Linked DNA regions of Homo sapiens: region 1 is linked to region 2. A link is a contact called in ENCODE Hi-C or POLR2A ChIA-PET data. All regions are on one chromosome and are shown on one strand. Each heading gives the region's core, a stretch centred on a gene start or an enhancer-like site at or near the end of the contact. The rest is flanking DNA. Distances are from core to core; before and after follow the strand shown.

Region 1 (7,131 bases), core at 3,752-6,251, 4.7 Mb after region 2:
TGGTATGTTCAGTCATAAAAAGGAGAATGAAACTATAGGAATTCTAACTTTCAACTAAAATGTTTGAACCAGAAACAGCAGTCCACTACAGATATAAACAGTTGAATTAAAAAGTAAGCTAGTTATAGAATCTACTGCAGAACAAAGTTCAAATTCCACAGGAAAAAAAAAAAAAGGGGCAATTCAAAATAACAAGTGACAGCCAGGCACAGTGGCTCACACTTGTAATCCCAGCACTTTGGGAAGCCGAGGTGAGCAGATCACTTGAGGTCAGGAGTTCAAGACCAGCCTGGCCAACATGGCGAAACCCCATCTCTACCAAAAATACAAAAATTAGCCAGGCATGGTGGCACACGCTTATAATCCCAGCTACTAGGGAGGCTGAGGCAGCAGAATAGCTTGAGCCCTGGAGGGGGAAGTTGCAGTGAGCTGAGATCATACCACTGCACTCTACCCTGGGCGACAGAGCGAGACTCCATCTCAGAATAATAATAATAATAATAATAATAATAATAATAATAATAATAATAACAATTCACTGCCTAGAAATACTCTGTGAATGCATACTGTCTGTTATCAGTTTGTTGCTTTTTTCTTTTTTGAGATGGAGTCTTTCTCTGTCGCCCAGGCTGGAGTGCAGTGGCGCGATCTCAGCTCACTGCAACCTCCGCCTCCCAGGTTGAAGCGATTCCCCTGCCTCAGCCTCCTGAGTAGCTGAGACTACAGGTGCATGCCATCACACCGGGCTAATTTTTGTATTTTTAGAAGAGACAAGGTTTCACCATGTTGGCCAGGATGGTCTTGATCTCCTGACCTTGTGATCCTCCTGCCTTGGCCTCCCAAAGTGTTGGGATTACAGGCGTGAGCCAACGCGCCCAGCCAGTTTGTTGCTTTTTATGTGTCTGCTTTTCATTTTGTCCTGAGACTGCTGTTTATATCACCACAGAGGATTAAGGAGATGATGTTACTTAAGATGAGAAAGCCTCAGTGAAATCAAGGTTTAAGAGGCCATGGAAACTAAATTGCTAATTAGCTAAATTGGAACTTTCTCTTAATGTAAGAGTGATTGGTAAAACATCATTCCAGAGAATAATGTTATGAGTTCAAGAGTTATTATATTTATACTCCCTTAGCCACAACTGTTCCCTAATGGATCAAAATTATGCCACTGGATTTTAATTTACACTGACTTATTCTTTTTTTTTTTTTGAGATGGAGCCTTGCTCTGCCGCCTAGACTGGAATGCAATGGTGCGATCTCGGTTCACTGCAACCTCTGCTTCCTGGGTTCAAGCGATTCTCCCCACCCAGCCTCCTGAGTAGCTGGGATTACAAGTGAATGCCACCACTTCCACCTAATTTTTGTATTTTTAATAGAGAAGGGGTTTTGCCATGTTGGCCAGGTTGGTCTCAAACTCCTGATCTCAGGTGATCTGTCCACCTCAGCCTCCCAAAGTGCTGGGATTACAGGCGTGAGCCACTGCACCAGCCTTGACTTCTTTATTTTAATTTTATTTTTAATTAATTAATTTATTTTGGCTGGGCGCAGTGGCTTACGCCTGTAATCCCAACACTTTGGGAGGCCGAGGTGGGCGGATCACAAGATCAGGAGATCGAGACCATCCTGGCCAACACAGTGAAACCTTGTCTGTACTAAAAATACAAAAATTAGCTGGGTGTGGTGGCACATGCCTGTAATCCCACTACTCAGGAGGCTGAGGCAGGAGAATGGCTTGAACTAGAGAAGTGGAAATCGCAGTGAGCTGAGGTCCTGCCACTGCACTCCAGTCTAGTGTCAGAGGGAGACTCCATATAAAAAATACATATATATAATTTTAAGACAGGGTTGCACTCTGTTGACCAGGCTGGGGTGCAATGATTGGATCATAGCTCACTGAAGCCACAATCTCCCGGGCTGAAGCAATCCTCCTGCCTCAGCCTCCTGAGTAGCTAGGGTTACAGGCCTTCGCAAAACACCCAGCTATTTTTTTTTTTTTTTTAATTTTTAGTAGAGATGAGGTCTTGCTGTATTGCCCAAGCTGGCTCTACCTCCTCAGCTCAAGCAGTCCTCCCACCTCAGACTCCCAAAGTGCTGGGATAACAGGTGTGAGCCACTGTGCCCAGTCGTGACTTATTTTTTATTTTATTTATTTATTTATTTTTGAGACAGAGTCTCAAAAATGGGGTTTCGCCATGCTGGCCAGGCTGGTCTCAAACTCCTGACCTCAAGTGATCCTCCCACCTCAGCCTCCCAAAGTGCTGGGATTACAGGTGTGAGCCACTGTGCCCGGCCAGCAGTGAATTATTCATAAAGCAGGAGTGGAACCCCAGAACACTGAGACAAATCTACCTGGGTGCAAAGCAATTATCTCTCAACCAAACAACTGAGGAAAAAGTACTATCACCATCATTTCACCAGTAATAGTGGCTCACTCATTAGCAGTTTGAGGAGGTGTACATAAGGTTAGATGTCTGTGAGAATAAGATTGCAGGAAAATAGTGTAGTTGTGACACCTCCTACCACCACCACATACCTGGACATTTACTCTACTGTGAATTTCCAAGGTAGCACAGAAGCTGAGAAGTTCAGTTGCTTAAATTTCAAAACAGAATCCCCTAAATTCATCATCACTGACAGAATGAAGAATTTCACTATATTCCTGACATTGTTATTCCTGATATTGGTCATTTTACTTGTTTTCTAGTTGTTACAAAAGTTAAAAACAAACAAACAAACAAAAAAGCTTAGGCCAGGTGGGGTGGTTCACACTTATAATTCCCAGTACTTTGGGAGGCCAAGGAGGGGGAGAATCACCTGAGGCCAGGAGTTCAAGACCAGCCTGGCCAACATAGTGAGACAGCCCCCCCGACCCCCAACTATCTCAATTAAAAAAAAGAAGAAAAAAGAAAAAAGAGAAAAACTTACATGTGTTTTACTCATGCAGAGAAACAGGGAAATTTTTTAGAACTTACCCTCCATTACTTACAGGACAAACTTTAAACTCTTTTCCCATAGTAATTAAAGAAAATCTTACTAATTTAGTCACAGCCTTTCTCAGCACGATTTCCCAAACCCAGTTCCACAATTTAGGCAATGTCCTGTACTTTTTTGTACTTTCCTGCCTCAGTGCACTTTTACTTTGTGTTGTGCATTCTGGTGTGCCATTTCCTGGCCTCGTGGAATCTTATTCAAGAACAAAGTCAAATGTTATCTGCAATGTGAAGCCTGACTCCCAAAGGCAGTTACTAACTGGCAACTCTGAACTCTCCTAAAATGTTCATCTTCCTTATTTCTTGAGTGCAGAACTCTGCCTTATTCATTAGAGGCCTTAGAATCCCGTCCCTTAGCTGGTTCAATAATGTTTGAACGAATAAACCCTGTTCCATTCACTAGAAGGCTGGATTCTGGGTACAACGGTAGGGGTAGAAATGGATTAGAAAGTATAGAGCTAGAAACCTAAAACCAACAAGACAAAAGGAAAAATGTGAACCATATGAGCCACACTTTTTAAAAGTGTGCATTTGTGTATTAAGCAAGTGGCATGAATCCCTGGACTCGGTTGTGTTATTTGATGGGTTGCCTCTCCCTGTTAACCGCATAGTGATCATTTGATTGCTCTAATATCATTCATTTTGGCTTTAATATTTCAAAGAAGCTCATTTGGACGAAACAGAAAACTTACCTTGAGTTATCTCCCATACAATGATTTCCAGTAAATTAATGAGCTTCCCTCCAACGTCACACACTCTTTCAAAAGGATAAATAAACCTAACACCATAATAGCTTAAATACACTACCTGAAAGAGTAACGATTCCTCTGGGTTGAGGCTGAAACCGCAAATATTTGTTACAAAAGTCGGCAGATTCAAGGGCCAAAAACAAAACATTGCCCAAAAAGTAACCCGCTGTTTGGCCCACCGAATTGCAAGTAGAAGCATAACCCACATTTTCCCTGGATAACATAGTTAACGCCCAACCATCGACGGCAATGTCCTGAGTGGCGGCCAAGAATTCAAACAAAAAGAACGCCACAGTGAGAGCAATCACGTCGGGTGTTCTGTCATCGGTATTCCCAAGCAAACGGTCCACCTGAGTGGATAAATAGATCATGAAGAGTCCTAGTATATACTGTGTCGGGACAAGCCAAGATTTGCGACGACCGAAGTTCTTAACGTAGACCGCATCAACCAACGGGGCCCAGAGTAATTTGAGACTGAAGGGCCAAAAGACAAAACTGAAGAAAGCTTGGTCTGTATAGCTAACATTTTTGCTTTGCAAAATGAGTGGGATGCTTCCCGCCAAGCCCAGGGGAATACCCTGAAGCACGTAAAGAAAGAGTAGTAGCAAAATGCTGCTTAGTTCGGCCCGGAAGCTCTGTGGGGCTTTTAAGAAGTCGCCAGTGCCGGTATCCCCCAGAAGAGCTTCTCTGTCCCCTTCCCGGCCCGCTGAGTCCAAATGACTGTCATCCCAACCGCCTGGCGGCAGGGGACCGCTCTTCATATCCAGAGAGTGACTGAAATTCCCTGGCCGCCGTTGCCGGCTGCTGTCCTTGTGGGAGATGGTGGGTGACATATCAGAGACGATGCAGAGCCCCGTCTGTGGGGGGCCGAGGCTGAGCGTTTTGGATCCGTCCAGTCCCAGGTCCAAGGCTGTCGCGCTGGACCAGGGTTTCGGTGGTTCACGGGATGGTGGCAGGGCTCAGAGCGATAAGGGCACTTCTTACTGCAGCCCGGAGTGCTGAAGCCGGGAGCCAGTCCTCTGGCTAGAGGCCCAGAGGATGCCTGGATAGGTGCCCCCTGGAACGGCGTCAAAGAGCCTGAAGGAGACCCCCGGGCAGCAGCGCCGGGCTCGAGGCTGGAGGTGTGTGCCGTGGTGCCAGGATGGAAACCAGCTCCTACCTGCGGCGGGATCGAACGGCTGGTCTCCCGACCCAACACCTCCAGCTCTCGCTGCTATCAATGCGGCAGAGAGCACTTTCTCTACAGGACTCCAGAAAAAGCATATAACTTCCTGCCTCGCGCTTCAGGAAGTGGTCCCAGTCTCTAACAGGTCCCTTCCCAGCCTCCAGAGCAAGCCAATCAGGGACACGCTCTCGTGGCCCAGTTCGGAAACAATGCTTGGTGGGAACCTGCAATCTTGGCTGCCGGAACCTTCGGGGAGGATTAACGCCGGCGCACCGTGCGGCCGGGGCGGGGCGCCGCCCAAACTCAGGCCCTGTGACAGCGACTGTGGCGGTCTGGAAAGCGTGGGCCTCGGTCATTGGGCACGAGCGGTCACGTGACAGCGGGTTCCTCCAGGCCAGCGCTGGTGGTTGAGTGATGTAATCACGTGGGGTCTGAAGTCTTCGTGGGTGTAGGTTTCTTCGTTATGCTGACGACAGGCAGTGCCCGAACTCTAGGCTGGGAGTTGTGCCATGCTGCTGCTTTCGTGGGCTGACCAGAAAAGGGTAGAAGGATTGACGTTTACGAAGTTTTTGAATCAGGAGGCAAGGTCGCCTTGTGCCCCCAAAAGGATAGAAAAAGGCCTGGCAAACTGGAGAATCGCGTCCTTACGGTGCCTACATATTTATAGTACGAATTAAACTGCTCAAGGGGTGCTAGGTTTGTCTGCAGTCCGTTTCTCCCTCATGGTGGAAGACGCGTGGGGAAACTTGGTAACCAACTCTAATTACATTGGTGATTGGAAGACTCGTTACATCCTGTTTTTATGTTGCAATAAAACGTCTTGTGGCCGGGCGCGGTGGCTCACGCCTGTAATCCCAGCACTTTGGAAGGCCGAGGCGGGCGGATCACCTGAGATTGGGAGTTCAAGATCAGCCTGACCAACAAGGAGAAACCCGTCTCTACTAAGAGACGTACAGGAATTTGAGAATCTGATTAATTTTTTTTCTGCTCTCTCACCTCTGGCAGAAAGATTATTATTTTTTTTTCTTTTGAGAGGAATCTCACACTGTCGCCTGGGCTGGTGTTCAGTAGGGCCATCTCGGCTCGCTGCAGCCTCCACCTCCCGGGTTCAAGCGATTCTCCTGCCTCAGCCTCCCGAGTAGCTGGGACTACAGGCACGCGCCACCACGCCCGGCTAATTTTTGTATTTTTAGTAGAGACGGGGTTTCACTATGTTGGCCAGGCTGGTCTCGAACTCCTGACCTCGTGATCCGCCTGCCTCGGCCTCCCAAAGTGCTGGGATTACAAACGTAATGGCAGGCTAGGCACAGTGGCTCACGCCTATAATCCCAGAACTTTGGGAGGCCGAGGCGGGTGGATCACGAGGTCAAGAGATTGAGACCATCCTGGCCAACACGGTGAAACCCCGTCTCTACTAAAAATACAAAAAATTAGCTCGGCCTGGTGGCGCGCGCCTGTAGCCCCAGCTACTTGGGAGGCTGAGACAGGAGACTCGCTTGAACCTGGGAGGCGGAGGTTGCAGTGAACCGGGATCGTGCCACTGCAATCCAACCTGGCGACAGAGTGAGACTCCGTCTGGAAAAAAAAAAAAAAGGCAACTGTAAAGTCCTCTAATCTTTGTTAAGTAGAAGAATAGATTGCAGAAAAGAACAGTGTTGGCCGGGCGCGGTGGCTCACACCTGTAATCCCAACACTTTGAGAGGCTGAGGCGGGCAGATCACTTGAGGTCAGGGGTTCAAGACAAGCCTGGCCAATATGGTGAAACCCTGTCTCTACTAAAAATACAAAAATCAGCTGGGTGTGGTGGCTCATGCCTGTAGTCCCAGATACTCGGGAGGCTGGGGCTGGAGAATCGTTTGAACCCGGGAGGCGGAGGTTGCAGTGAGCCGAGATCATGCCATTGCACTCCAGTCTGGGTGTTAAAGAAAAGAACGGTGTCATTTAAGTCCAATCAAGATTAAACCAAAACAACCATGAGTGGGATTTATATTGTGCTGGATTCAAACCCTGGCTCTAACAGTAGTTGTGCCTTGGACAGATTACTTAACCTAAGCCTCCATTTTGATGAAAATTAAAATAGAGTTCATAACATCTATTTCAGAGAGTTGTGGGAGTTAAAGGAAGCAGCCAATAAAGCCATTCACAATCAGTAGGTGTTTTTTTTTTTTCCAAAAAAAAAGGAAATACTTGATGAGTTTGTATGTCTTGTGTTTGATTTTTTCCCCTT
Region 2 (6,864 bases), core at 1,605-4,104:
CCTTTTGCACATTAAACAGTGTTCTTTTGTTTTAAAGACCTGAAGATTATTTTTGTATTTTAGCAAGGAAACATTTTATATTATAATACAACCTTTTTAAAAGAAGCAAATATAAGTTATAGTGACCAACATTGAAGGCCAGATCAGCTACTCTGTAAGTGCCTTTTAATAAGAGAATAAAACTTCTGACATCTTTCTAAATTTTAATTTCCCCAATTAATTAATGATCCTTTGTGTGCATTTGTAATGAAACAATGTATGCAAACAGATGAATAAGGCAGATGTACACAAAGCTTTCTAAATTCAAGTGCTGCTTAAAGGCTACATGCCCTTTCTCTTTCCCTACCTGAGTTAGCACGTTAGAGTCCATGAATAATGTCATTCTTTACCAAACTCGATGAAAATAATTAAGCAGTTGGTTTGTATCTGGCACTATGCCAAATACTTTACATGTACTTATTTAACTTCTTATCATTTCCATAAGCTAGGTGTTGTTATTGTCCCTGCTTTACAGATGAGGAAATTGAGGCATAATGGGGTTACTTACCCAAGGTTGTGTAGCTGGTAAGATATAAAGCCAGGATTCCAGCTCAGTCAGTCTGATCTCAGAATCACATTCAAAACCACTCCAAAACACTGCCTCAGTAACAATAGTAAGATGATGATAGAAATGATAATGATTATTATTATATCTGCCAGTCTTTACTAAGGGCTTACTGTGTGGGCAGGAACTATGTTCTAAACAATTTTTATGTAATAAAGCTGAAATAAACTATTTTTAACTTTTTACCAAAATACTAAGAATATAAGTTTAGGCTTTTCGTATATTTTGCTGTTCTATGCATACAACCACGTGCACACACTCTCTCTCTCTCTCTCTCTCTCACACGCACATTTAAAAACAAAACCTAGGCCCATCCAATAAGTTTAAACCAACTTTGCTCTCAAAGCTTCCATAACCTAGTTTCTCTCTACCATCTCTACTTACATCCCAGATTAAGATTGGGATTGGTGGGGTCTCTATTATTCTGTGTACAGTTCCTTCCTGCCTTTATACTTTTGCATGTGATAGAAATTTTGGAGTCATAGGATTTTAAGGATGGATGGAAACTTTATCGATAGCCTGTAGTCTAATCCCCAAGTCAGTTGAGGAGATTGAGGGCTGGCACTGGTGTGTTCCTCAAGCTTTCACAGCATGTTCAGGCAGGACTAAGATCTGTTCTTATTGGTCATCTTCTAAGCGCTCTGCATTTATCCTTACTATTCCTGAATCCTGCTTATTCCAGAGCTTTAAGGAAGCTCCTCACATCTGAAAGCTACTCCAGGCTTTACCGATGTCCTTGGCGACCATGAATTTGGATAGTTACCATTTGTACCTTGGAATTTTGAACATACTTTTCTTCTTTATGTGAAAAACTAGTATTCGTGTGCATTGATATAGTGTCACATCTTTGCTTATTGTTACTTTCTAAGGCCCTAGGATTTTGGCTTACGCACTTCTATTTCAAATATTACATAATAATGGTAACATAATGTGTTTCTTTAAGTGCTCCATTGCTTGCACAACTATAAAATAAGTCTGTTGTATCAATGAGACGTATATGGTAAAGAGAAGAATTAGAGTAATTTATTTTGATTAATTTTCTCTGTAGCTAGAACTGACGATATATACCGTACATGAATAATTTATCTGAAATGAATAATCATTCAGTAATTCTCAAGAATCATGGAGCATCTCACATTTCTCACATTTGTGTTTGTGAACTTTTGTCTAAATTGCAGTGAGAAACAAATCTGTTTATTTAAAATTTTTGCTTATGTAAATTAGAGGTTAAAATATTGTATAATAACATCCTGTGTTCTGTGTCACAAGTTTGAGAACTAAGTGCTTAATAAATATTTTACCAGACAGTTACTTACCAGTGAAAATGTGAGATACTCAGAAGTAGTGCAGCAACAACAATACAAGATTTTAACTGTCTCTGTAGTTTGGATAGAGTGCCCATTGCTTAGAAAATAAATAAACTGGCTGGGCACAGTGGCTCACGCCTGTAATCCCAGCACTTTGGGAGGCTGAGGCGGGTGGATCACTTGAGGTCAAGAGTTCGAGACCAGCCTGGCCAACATGGTGAAATCCTGTCTCTACTAAAAATACAAAAATTAGCCAACGCGGTGGCGGGCACCTGTAATCCCAGCTACTCGGGAGGCTGAGGCAGGAGAATTGTTTGAACCCGGGATGTGGAGGTTGAAGTGAGCTGAGATCGCACCACTGCACTCCAGCCTGGGTGAAAAAGCGAGACTCCTCAAAAACAAAACAAAACAAAAACAAAATAAAAGCTTATTAGATTTTCTATGGGAATCACAGTGGAATCTTCTTGAAATCACCTATTGTAATGTTTGTAGAGGAAAGTCATCTTAAGGCCTGTTGTTCCCTGTTGTGAAGATCTACAACATGGCCTCTATCCACCCAGTTATAAGATTGAGTTACTGAATAGTTATGCTCGCTCAGGTATTCAGTCTGGTGTCAATTATCCTGTCTTTTGGAGACAGATGAATGGGTTCATCAGATATAAGAAAATTATAGTGTCATTCACAGCTAGGACCTATTTAGAGTTTAAAAATTGATGCTTTTTTTTTATACAGCTTGGCTTTTTCTACTTATAAGCCTTAAATACTGAAAAATCACAATTTTGTTTTCCACGGAAAAGCATTTGAATATATTAAGTGTTTAAAAAGACATACCTGGGGCTATCTTCTGTGAGCCTCAGCAAGCCTTGCTGCAAGTCTTCAGAGAAGCATGAGCTGTTTGGTTAGCCGCAGCAGTAGCAACCCCATTGCAGGCTGCTGGCTTTACTAAAAATTTCCTTTCCTTTTTGTGTGGTTTTAAAATGTTGCATATTGACGTAGATGAAACTGTGGTTTGCAAGTAGTTTAACTTTATGAAAGTCTCCTAAAGAAGTTTTTTTAATGTATACAATTTCATGTATGCTTTCTTAAGCAATTTATTTGTCATATTTTTTAGAGAAAAGATCTTCATTTAGTACCTAGCCTTTTTTTTTTTTTAAAGTATCCAAGGTATGTTTTGTGTCATAATGATTTCAAAGAATATCACTCTTCATGCCTTGATGGGGATTAATAATTAAAGATATAAGGTGTTTAAGCAAATATTTTTTCAGTATATATAGTAACACAGCATTTCAAAGTTAAAATTTAAAAAATAGTTGCAGTTTTTATTCCTGCTGAGACACCTATTATTAAAAAAAGAAGTAAACAAAAAGATGTGTTTTACAGAGTCAGCTAATGTATACATTTTATTTATCTTATTTTATGTTCATTATAGAAAAATCTGGAAATAGAAATAAAAAAGGAACATCATTATGCAGAGAGATAATTACTGTTAATATTTTTGGTACATAAGTTTTAAATTTTTTCTATGCTTATGTATTTCCACTTAGATGTTATTCATACTATTTTATAGTTTATAATTTTTCATTGAAGAATATATTATATATTCAATTTATGAGATTAGACTTGTAATAAGTATTTGTCTGTTTGACTCAAACAGCCTGATGAATTGGAATAGTATTTAGTAATTAATAGATTGTGTGTAAAGGAACCCTACAGTGTGTATTTAAGTTGTTTGGTTAAATGTTCATTGTGTCTGTGGCAGAACTAACTGAATGTTTGAAAGAAGCCTAGCATGCTGGGGGACCTAACAAACATATTTTCAAGAGTTCTGAATTTTCTGGTTCAAAGTTGATGTGTTAATGCAAAGCCATTGCCTGGTTATTTAGGGTCTGGTTTCTTCTAATGCTTCATTGGCTTGGTAGGTGCTTTGGTTTCTTTTAATAATACTTGGTCAGTTTTCTGGATAAGAAAAAAGAAGATACCTTTCCAGGATCTAAAATTAATCTCTTGGTATTAGTTTTTAAAAAGAAAAATGTCTCAAAAGATGAAATGAGAAGTATCTAGCTAGGGAGAATTTAGGGAAAGTCTAAGGAGACTTTTGAAAAAAATGTAAAGATGCTTATGATGATATTGGTCACGTCTCAGGTATTCTGACATTCTCCCAAATTCATATAATTATTATTTTTGCCAGTGAAGACCATAAATTATAAACTAGGAGGGAAAAAGCAAATGTTTCTCAAACATTTTATGTTAAGAACCACTGTGAACTTCATCATCATAGTGCTAGGAAAGGATCTTTCTTTTAAGATATGTATGCTTCAACATTGTACAGGACTCACTGAAGAACATACTTGTAGAAAAGATATATTTGCAGACAAGTAAGTGAGAAGTGATCAGGGTTTACATCCACTGGAGGGTAGAGGAGATGAAAGGGAGAGAATTTAGAGATGAGTGGAGTTGACTGCAAACAGTGGTGAATGATTTTACCATGGCATGGAGAAAAACTGGGATGAAAGATTTTTGACAGTTTCTGTTTTGCTTTTTTTAGTTAGGTCTCTTTATATGTTTACTTCCTCGGTTCACTTTAAGGTTGTAGACACAATTGAAAAGTACAAACAATTGTACTTAAAAATCTACCCAGACCACAGTTTCTGTGTCTGGATTGCCAAATGTGAAAGCACTGAAGTGCCCTTGTTCTCAGAGTTCTATTTAATTTTTAGAATAGTGAGAATTAATCTTTTAATAGATGAATCATATTCCTCCTTCTGAGAATGAGCTTAGGCAACCTGGCTTTGTGTGGAAGTTTATTCACAGTGGAAATACATGTAGTTTTCATTTTTTAATACTAGTTTCATTTGATTTTCTATAAGCCACTTTTTTCTATCTGTTTCACTGAGGACAAGTGTTTGTGACTGTACTTAGTGTTCCGGGAAGTTGCATGTCATCACTAATACACACCCAAGCGGGAAGAAGTGAGGTGAAGTTATTTTTCCCTTACCTTGGTCATGGCAGTACTTTTTGTTAAAGAAATAATCTATTCATTACTTATGAATATTTCATGGATATTTTGTATGTGTAAAATAAAAATTAAAGCTAAATTGTCCACCAAGTTATGAATTGAGAAAGAAAATATTTTCTGTGGTCAACTCTCCTATCCATACAAAACGTGCTTTTGATTTTATTGAACACAAATACCAAACAACGGTATTTCAGTAGAAATACTTGCTTTGAATATTTAGCGTTTTTAAAATGTGCTTTTTCGGCATAGCATGGAAGCCATTTGGAACTAATGAGGAAGGGGAAAGCAAATGTTGGGGTCGGTGGTCACTGCCACAGCCGGGCACAGGTCTGAGGACTTGTTTTTGTTAAAACAAGCCATGAGATACAGGAGATTCTGCCTCTTACAGATGGGGAAACTGTGGTGCAGAGAAATTAAGGCCCACTCAAGCCTGCACAGTTAGACCCTAGCGTCCCAGCTCTTAGTTATGCTTCTTACAATGAAATTGCTGGGGACAGTGATTACAATGGAGGCCATCAGGTCAATCCGGTCCCCCTTCCCATTTAGTATTTGTAACCATTTGAATTTGCATGCCATTGGGTGGTAGAACAGTGTACCACTGTTCTTGCCTTCCTCATGGAGTTTTCAGCCTCTGGAATGTGAATTTGGGACGCTCTTACATCAAAATAATTTACAAATGGAAGATTTTTATGATCAGTCACTTCTGCCACAGCCTGTGCAACTCCAGTTCAGCCCTCTCTCTATAGCCGTTGTGCTTCAGGGTTATGTTTTGAAAGAAAATAATTTTTTTTTTTTTTTTTTTTTGCACATAATATTCTTTCCCACCTGCGTTAGCCCAAAGATTTTTTTCTGTGCTCTGAGATTGGTAGCTTTAAATCTGAGAGTGACTGATGTGATTAAGCAGTGTAGTTTTAAAGTGAAATGTAGACGTATGGTTTCCATGTTACTGTTTCTGTATTATTTAAATTCTGCCTTGTTTTTTTTTCTTTACTGAAATGGAGAATACATGTTTGGAAATGATTTGAAGGCAAATTTGTTTTTTTCACATTCTTGGAATGTGAACTCAGTTAAAAGAATGGCTGGGTACATTACCCTGTCATTTCCCCTTGACAGTCCTTTTGGTTGTCTGCCTTTTTGTTGATGTTATTGCGTCAACATTTCATTTTACCTTTTGGTTGTGAGGTGTGACTGCTATTTGGTCCATGGTTAAAAGATAATTTATGGAGGGGAAATTTATAATAAAGAACTTTTAAAGATTATCTCGTTTCTTTTTAGTCACTGAATTTCATGCTTTTTTTCCCCCATTTGTTTGTTTATGGTCCATTTCTTATGAACTTATGACTAACACATTATCTTTTTTTTTTTTTTTTTTTTGAGACAGAGTCTTGCTCTGTCACCCAGGCTGGAGTGCAGTGGTGCAATCTCAGCTCACTGCAAGATCCGTCTCCCAGGTTCACGCCGTTCTCCTGCCTCAGCCTCCCGAGTAGCTGGGACTACAGGCACCCACCACCACGCCCAGCTAAATTTTTGTATTTTTAGTAGAGATGGGGTTTCACCGTGTTAGCCAGGATGGTTTCGATCTCCTGACCTCGTGATCCACCTGCCTCGGCCTCCCACAGTGCTGGGATTACAGATGTGAGCCACCGTGCCCGGCCATGACTAACACATTTTCAAAGCACAGAACACATTTTTAAAACTTTTTAGTTACTTTCCAGGAGAATGTTCTTTGGAGAACATCTCCCTTTTCCTAGCCATGTGATTTTTTTTTTTTTTTTTAAGACAGGGTCGTCTTACGTTGTCCAGGCTGGAGTGCAGTGGTTATTCAGAGGTCTAATCATAGCTTGCTGCAGTCCCAGACTCCTTGGCTCAAGCAATCCTGTTGCATCAGCCTCCTGAGTAACTAGGACTACAGGGGCACAACACTGCACCCAGCCATG

The links. A loop is a pair of places that touch in the nucleus more often than their neighbours do. ChIA-PET counts read pairs that join two places held with the same protein, here RNA polymerase II (POLR2A). Pooled maps may share reads with other maps.
Region 1: a loop to region 2 is called in a map of naive thymus-derived CD4-positive, alpha-beta T cell, with 20 times the contacts of the local background. The contact joins the promoter of SLC33A1 here to the promoter of GPR171 in region 2. A Hi-C loop is called at or near these places in 1 of 168 maps with a recorded cell type or tissue (naive thymus-derived CD4-positive, alpha-beta T cell) and 5 of 50 pooled maps. POLR2A ChIA-PET finds 5 or more read pairs at or near these places in 1 of 52 experiments (PC-9).

What each region holds. Positions count from the first base shown.
Region 1 is chr3:155,849,426-155,856,556 of GRCh38, forward strand. SLC33A1 (solute carrier family 33 member 1) reads right to left here and starts at 5,002. Exons shown (of 6, transcript NM_004733.4): 1 at 3,798-5,002. The coding sequence starts at 4,572. It overlaps LOC105374174 (a long non-coding RNA gene), which reads left to right and starts at 5,328. Exons shown (of 3, transcript XR_924607.4): 1 at 5,328-5,653. RefSeq lists enhancers at 4,590-4,659, 5,030-5,589.
Region 2 is chr3:151,200,362-151,207,225 of GRCh38, forward strand. GPR171 (G protein-coupled receptor 171) reads right to left here and starts at 2,855. Exons shown (of 3, transcript NM_013308.4): 1 at 2,743-2,855; 2 at 548-636. All of the region lies in intron 16 of MED12L (mediator complex subunit 12L), which reads left to right.